Linked DNA regions of Homo sapiens: region 1 is linked to region 2. The links are chromatin contacts, found by Hi-C or POLR2A ChIA-PET in ENCODE. All regions are on one chromosome and are shown on one strand. Each heading gives the region's core, a stretch centred on a gene start or an enhancer-like site at or near the end of the contact. The rest is flanking DNA. Distances are from core to core; before and after follow the strand shown.

The links. Hi-C counts contacts between places; a loop is a spot of excess contacts on that map. ChIA-PET counts read pairs that join two places held with the same protein, here RNA polymerase II (POLR2A). Pooled maps may share reads with other maps.
Region 1: a loop to region 2 is called in a pooled map, with 5 times the contacts of the local background. The contact joins the promoter of KCNN4 here to the enhancer-like site in region 2. A Hi-C loop is called at or near these places in 2 of 37 single-sample maps with no recorded cell type and 12 of 50 pooled maps. POLR2A ChIA-PET finds 5 or more read pairs at or near these places in 5 of 52 experiments (AG04450, H1, WTC11 and 2 more).

What each region holds. Positions count from the first base shown.
Region 1 is chr19:43,779,276-43,782,607 of GRCh38, reverse strand. KCNN4 (potassium calcium-activated channel subfamily N member 4) reads left to right here and starts at 1,635. Exons shown (of 9, transcript NM_002250.3): 1 at 1,635-1,905. The coding sequence starts at 1,747. RefSeq lists a silencer at 1,384-1,653 and enhancers at 2,260-2,389, 2,748-3,247.
Region 2 is chr19:43,699,415-43,702,560 of GRCh38, reverse strand. It overlaps the pseudogene LOC105372412. Among named protein-coding and RNA genes, the nearest start is that of IRGC, 15 kb to the left of the region's middle. RefSeq lists enhancers at 999-1,058, 1,149-1,198, 1,209-1,258, 1,617-2,117. Within about 2 kb of position 1,885, at least 35 of the 41 ENCODE cell types and tissues checked have a DNase peak (open chromatin) inside an H3K27ac peak, as active enhancers do.

The DNA.
Region 1 (3,332 bases), core at 386-2,885, 80 kb before region 2:
CCTGTTGGGGGCCTCTTCCTTCTCAGCCCCCAGCACCCACCCTGAGTGCCAACCACCCCAAGTGTCTTGTGTTTGTGTAGCTGTGTGTTATGTTGTGTCAGAGGATACACCCCCCTCCCCCGATGCTGGTGTTGTGTGGGTGGCGGTAGACCTCAGTGTCAGTAGTATCAGTGAGTGGTGACATCTGGTGTTTTATGGGACATGTGGTCGTTTGTGGAAGGTTGGGTGTGTTGGAAAACATTGTGTTTATGTGTTTTGCGTTACTGTGTGCTGGTGTATTACTCCGCGTATGTTGTTGTGTGGCCACGCATGTTGGAATATAACGTGTTGGGTTGTGTGGAGGTATTGTATGTCATGTTTGGGTGTGGCTCATGGCTCAGAGGTGATGGTGTATGTTGCGTTTGTTTTTTTGTTTTTGCTTGTTTTAGAGATAGGATCTTGCTATGTTGCCCAGGCTGGTCTCAAACCCCTGGGCTCCAGCAATCCTCCCACCTCAACCTCCCAAACTGCTGGGATTACAGGCATGAGCCACTGCACCCAGCCGTATGTTGCATTTGGGCACTGGGGTCTATGAAGGTCCAACCCCATCCCCTTCCCCCAGGGCATCATCCTGGATGTTGTCCTGTGTGGCCAGAATATACCAGAATCATCTTGCTTCAGGCATGTGCTTCTTGGGTTTCTCCGTGTGTCGCTGTACCTTGTAGGTCTCTGCATGCATCCACTCAGCTTGTCCTCTGACCATACATTTGAATCGCACCACACATCAGAGCATGCTGAATCAGTGCGTGTTTTGAATCATCACTGCGAGCACTTGTGTTCGAGTCAACAGGCGCCACAATGTATGTGCAATTCTCTAGCTCTGGGTGATTGGGGGCTACTATAGGTATGTCCCTAAATGTTGTGTGTCTACACGTATTGGGTTTCGTTCCAAGGGTGTGTAGTGTTTAGGAAACTGGGACTGCACAGTGTTTGTGTCGGTGTGTGGTGTGTGGCATCAGGGCGTCACTACTTTAATATATATTGTGTGTTTGTGTAACACCTGGTGTATGTTGTGTTTGTGTGGCCACAGTTGTGCATCGTCCTATTTGTGGTGTTTGGGTGTGGCTCTTTGTGTCAGAGAAAGTTGTGACAACTTTGAGTGTAATATTTGTGCCTGTGTGTGGACGGTGTTTGGGTGGCTGTGTGTGCCACGGGATACTGCCTGCTTGCTAAGTGCTGGTGTGTGTCACACCATGTGTGTGGTGTCTGGGTGTGGCTGTGGGTTTCAGAGCTTGCTGGGAGTTGTGAGTCACTCTGTGTAGGTTGTGTTGTGTGCCCTGGTGTGTTAGTCTCCGTCTTGGGCTGTGGAGTGTCCTTCGGTGTCTGGGTGTGGTGAGTAGAGGTGTGTGTCACAAAGTACAGACCATTGTGTGTGACAAAGCCCATCGTGTGTCTGTGTGTGTCTTTATCCACGTGGATGGACGTCTCTTTCTTGCTCTGCCCCAAGACACACCCTAGCCCCTCCTTATTCTCAAAAGGGGGAGCTGGGGAGCCTCCCCCTACCCTGGGGCCTCCCCTGCCCCTCCCCGCCCTGCCTGGCCGTCACCACTCCCCAGAGGGCACAGGGCTCTGCTGTGCCTCAGAGCAAAAGTCCCAGAGCCAGCAGAGCAGGCTGACGACCTGCAAGCCACAGTGGCTGCCCTGTGCGTGCTGCGAGGTGGGGGACCCTGGGCAGGAAGCTGGCTGAGCCCCAAGACCCCGGGGGCCATGGGCGGGGATCTGGTGCTTGGCCTGGGGGCCTTGAGACGCCGAAAGCGCTTGCTGGAGCAGGAGAAGTCTCTGGCCGGCTGGGCACTGGTGCTGGCAGGAACTGGCATTGGACTCATGGTGCTGCATGCAGAGATGCTGTGGTTCGGGGGGTGCTCGGTGAGTGGGGCATGGTGGCTGGGAGCTGGGACTCCTAGGTCTGAGGGAGGAGGGGCTGGGGGTCAGGACTCTTGGGTCTGAGGGAGGGGGGGCTGGGGGTCAGGACTCCTGGGTCTGAGGGAGGAGGGGCTGAGGGTCAGGACTCCTGGGTCTGAGGGAGGAGGGACTGGGGACTTGGACTCCTGGGTCTGAGGGAGGAGGGACTGAGGGCCTGGACTCCTGGGTCTGAGGGAGGAGGGGCTGGGGGTCAGGACTCCTGGGTCTGAGGGAGGAGGGGCTGGGGTCTGGACTCCTGGGTCTGAGGGAGGAGGGGCTGGGGGTCAGGACTCCTGGATCTGAGGGAGGAGAGGTTGGGGGCCTAGACTCTTGGGTCTGAGGGAGGAGGGGCTTTGGCTGGGACTCCTGGGTGCTCCCAGGAGACAGTTGCTGGGGTCCTTCTCTGCAAAAGGAAGGGAATATTTGTTTCAGTGTTTCAGTCTTTGAAGATGTTGCCATTAGACGGCCAGAGGTCCAGGACCCCTGGAGGCCAGAGGGTGGCTGATCAGACACTCAAGCCCCCCAAGAGCCAATAAGGGGAGAGGTAGCCCCAGGTTTGGTGAAGGGAGAGTGGAGGAAAGACAAAGTTCTTCCAGTAGGCGGCAGCTCTTTGGTCCTTGTCTAACCTCTAATGTTTACCCAGTGCCTTAGATGCAAAGGACAGAAAAAACTGCCTTGGGGGTGGGGATGGGAAATGGGAAACAAACCTCTCCCCCGACCTGCCTCCCCCCACCAACCCCAACCCAGTCTCCACTGTTAACAAGCTCAATTTCTCCCCAAATCTGCATGCTGATTAGTCAGGGAAATAGTGGAGAGGTAGGCTTACAGTGGCCTGGACTCCTAGGTACCAGGAGAGGAGGGGGCTGGGTCCTGGATTCCTGAGTCTTAAGGAGAAGGGGGTTTTGATTGCTTTTGGGGAAGAGGGGCTGACTCCGAAGATGAGTGGTGAGTAGGGAAGAAAGGGGAAAGTGGGGTCAGGGCAGGTCTCAGCAGGCTCCCGTCACATTCCAGCCCTGGTCAGGCCAGTGATGGGGCAGATCAAGGACAAGGGTTGGAATAAGTGGCTTGAGGGGAGAACAGACTTGCTCAACAGGAAAGGAGGGGCTGGAGACCTCTCTGGCAGAAGGGTTGTGGAACTGGGCTGGTAGGGCCAGATGCGGACACTGATATGAAGATTGGGTAGATTCCTGAGGGTCTGATGTTCCGACTTGGATCTGGAGGGGGTGGTGGGCAGCTCTGAAGTGACCAGGAGCCACATGGAGGGTCAGGCATGCAGCTTCCTCTGGCAGGCGGCGGGCACTGAGGGGGTGGGGCCGCCGAAGTCCATGCCAACAGGAAGCATGGCCGGGGCCTGCCCGCCGCTCCCACGCCGAAGCACCGCACCCAGAAGC
Region 2 (3,146 bases), core at 636-3,135:
CCCATCATAGATTGGGGTATCAGTCTGTCATAGATATTATACTATTTTCTCTACTTTTGTGTATATTTGGACATTTTCTTAATGTTTAAGGGGGGGAAATTTTATCTTCTAGAGTCAGACAGATGTGTGTTCAGTCCCAATGTTCTTCATACTAGCAGTCTCTTAGCCTCCTTCAGCCTCAGTTTCTTCCTCTATACAATGTGGATAAATAATAGCACAGTCCTCATGATTAACAACCTGAAGACATGACTATTTCAATTGGTTGAAAGCTTAGGGTGGGCCAAGCCTTGTGCTTAATGTACCTTACAATAACACCTTACAATATGGGAACACAAGGCTCAGAGATGTTATGAAACTTGTCCAAGACTACACTGCAGATAAATTGTGAATCCACACCACAAACCCAGGTCTGTTTGAGTCTAAAGATCTTTTATTTTTTTTCAATTTTTTTATTTTAATTTTTTTTTTTTTCCTGAGACGGAGTCTCACTTTGTCGCCCAGGCTGGAGTGCAGTGGCGCGATCTTGGCTCACTGCAAGCTCCACCTCCCAGGTTCACGCCATTCTCCTGCCTCAGCCTCCCGAGTAGCTGGGACTACAGGTGCCCACCACCACGCCTGGCTAATATTTTTTTTTTTTTGTATTTTTAGTAGAGACGGGGTTTCACCATGTTAGCCAGGATGGTCTTGATCTCCTGACCAGCTGGGACTACAGCTATACCTGTAGTCCACCACCATGCTAGGCTAACTTTTCAATGTTTTGTAGAGATGGGATCTTGCTATATTGCCCAGGCTGGTCTTGAACTCCTGGCCTCAAGCAATCCTCCTACCTCAGCCTCCCAAAATCACACTGTGATTACAGGCATGAACCACTGCGTCTGACCCACATTAACTGTTTCTTACTGCATCTGCCTTGGAGCCTTTGCCTTTCCAGTTCCCTCTGCCTGGAATGTCCTCCTCCCCCACCTCAGACAACTGCATGGCCTTCTCCCTTGCCCCACGTAGGTCTTTACTTCCTCAATTAGGTCTTTACTTACGTCACCTTACTGAGGCTCTTACTCACCATGTATAAGATCATATCTCTTTGGCAGCGTTCCCCATTCTCCTTCCCCGCACTGTTTCCTTCCTAGTACTCACTGATATGTGATGTACGATATGTGATATTTATTTATTATGTGTCTCCTCCACTAAAATACCACTTCCATAAGAGCACAGAATTTTGTCTGTATCGCCAGTGTCTCATTTACAAAAGAATACATAGCTTGTGACTGATAAAGATTTGTTAGATGAATGTTAAATGAATTGTTTCTATTCTTTCGGTTGGGCTTTCTGTTACTTTCAGTTTTTGTTTTTGAGACGGAGTCTCGCTTTGTTGCCCAGGCTGGAGTGCAGTGACGCAATCTCAGCTCACTGCAACCTCCGCCTCCCAGGTTCAAGTGATTCTCCTGCCTCAGCTTCCTGAGTGACTGGGAACACAGGCACTCGCCACCATGCCCGGCTAAGTTTTTGTATTTTTAGTAGAGACGGGTTTCGTCCTATTGGCCAGGCTGGTCTCAAACTCCTGACCTCAAGTAATCTGCCGGCCTCGGCCTCCCAAAGTGCTGGGATTACAGGCGGGAGCCACTGCGCCTGGCGGGGGCGGTCTCTTTCAAGCCCCCTAGAGCCACGCCGCCTAATCTGTCTGGTGCATGGCCTGGAGTGATTTCTTAGGTAGCCCTCCCTCCCACTGTCATAGCCCCCAGGCACTGGGATTACAGGCGTGAACCACTGCGCTCAGCCACTTTCAGCAGAAAGCAAATGGTTCCTGGCATTCTGCCTGTGGTGAGCAACCCAGTTTCACTTCTCCGCTCAATCCTCTGAGTTCAGTTCCAGATGCAGCATTTGGTCTTATGCCCACCCTGGCCAGACACTGTTGTCGGTTTGTCCCCTCCAGGTTCACCAGTTGAAGTAACTTAACCTCCCCTGGCCTCAGAGGAGAGAGGACCACATCAGGGCCCTCTTTGAGGCTAAAACTTCAGAAAAAGGAAACTCAAACCACTTGGCATTGTGAGATGTGATTCATTCAGATCTGGTTACAGCTGGGAGATTGGGCCCACACAGAAGAGGGGCTCCTCACCCCACCCATGCCCCCTGCCCCGTCTTGGCCCATGGTGGGGGTGGAGGAGGCTGCTCTGAAAACCTTGGAAGAGGGTGTATCGGATCCTCAAGCCCCGCCTTGGCTGCCCAGGATTTTGCTAGACCCCAAACAGGGAGAACAAAAGAGAAGTTGCTTGTCAATGTGTGGGAGAAGAGACACATCCCTGGTGTCTGGGAGCAGCCGGATATTGGGTATCCCCTCGTTTGAAGAAGGAGGCTTAGTAACTTGAGGAAGAAGAACAGCCCTCTTCTGAGGGAGGAGGTTTGGCCTTGGGGAAGGTGCTAATCTGAGGGGGGAGGTATAGCGCCCCGCCCCAACTTAGTTGAGCAGACGCCTGATCTCAGCAGCAGGTGAGTGGCCTTAGTCTGAGCGGGGAAGACACACCCTAGGCTGATGGAGGCATGGCCTTTGGGACCCTGGTGTGAGGAAAGAGGACTTAGCCTTGAGTAAGCCCTGAGTCTGGAGCAGAAGGTCTGGCTTTGGGAAACGCTAGTCTGAGGGAGGAAGCTCATCCCTGCTTCCTGAGTTTCTCACCAGAGGCTTCCAGGTCTCCGCATTGCCCCAGCAGAGGGGAGCCAGGGCACCATCTAGCGACGTGCCGAACAAGCAGGTGGAGGGGGCCTCCCGGGCGGCGGGGTGGTCCAGGCGGGATTCCTTAGCACAGCGTCGCGGTTGCCAGGACTACCACCAGAACCGGGAGGGAGAGGCGGAGGCCGGGCGCGGCGCCCGAGCGGCAGTGGGACTCTAGGACGGCGCGGCGGTGGGGGCTGCAGTGGCTCGACAGCCAGTGTCTTGGGAGCACAGAGAGCCCGTGGGTCCAGTCCAGGGCGCTGCACAGGTCTCGGGAGCCGCAGCCGCGTACGTTCACGTTCCGGCCGCCTGCCGAGACGGAGACAGGGTGCAAGGAGGGGACGTGGGGGCGCGCGCAGGCAGAAGGCCACCCCCGCGCGCACCCAAGCGCACACGCGCGCGCCTTGCACACGCACAGGGCCCGCGAGCCCCTCGAGTCCAT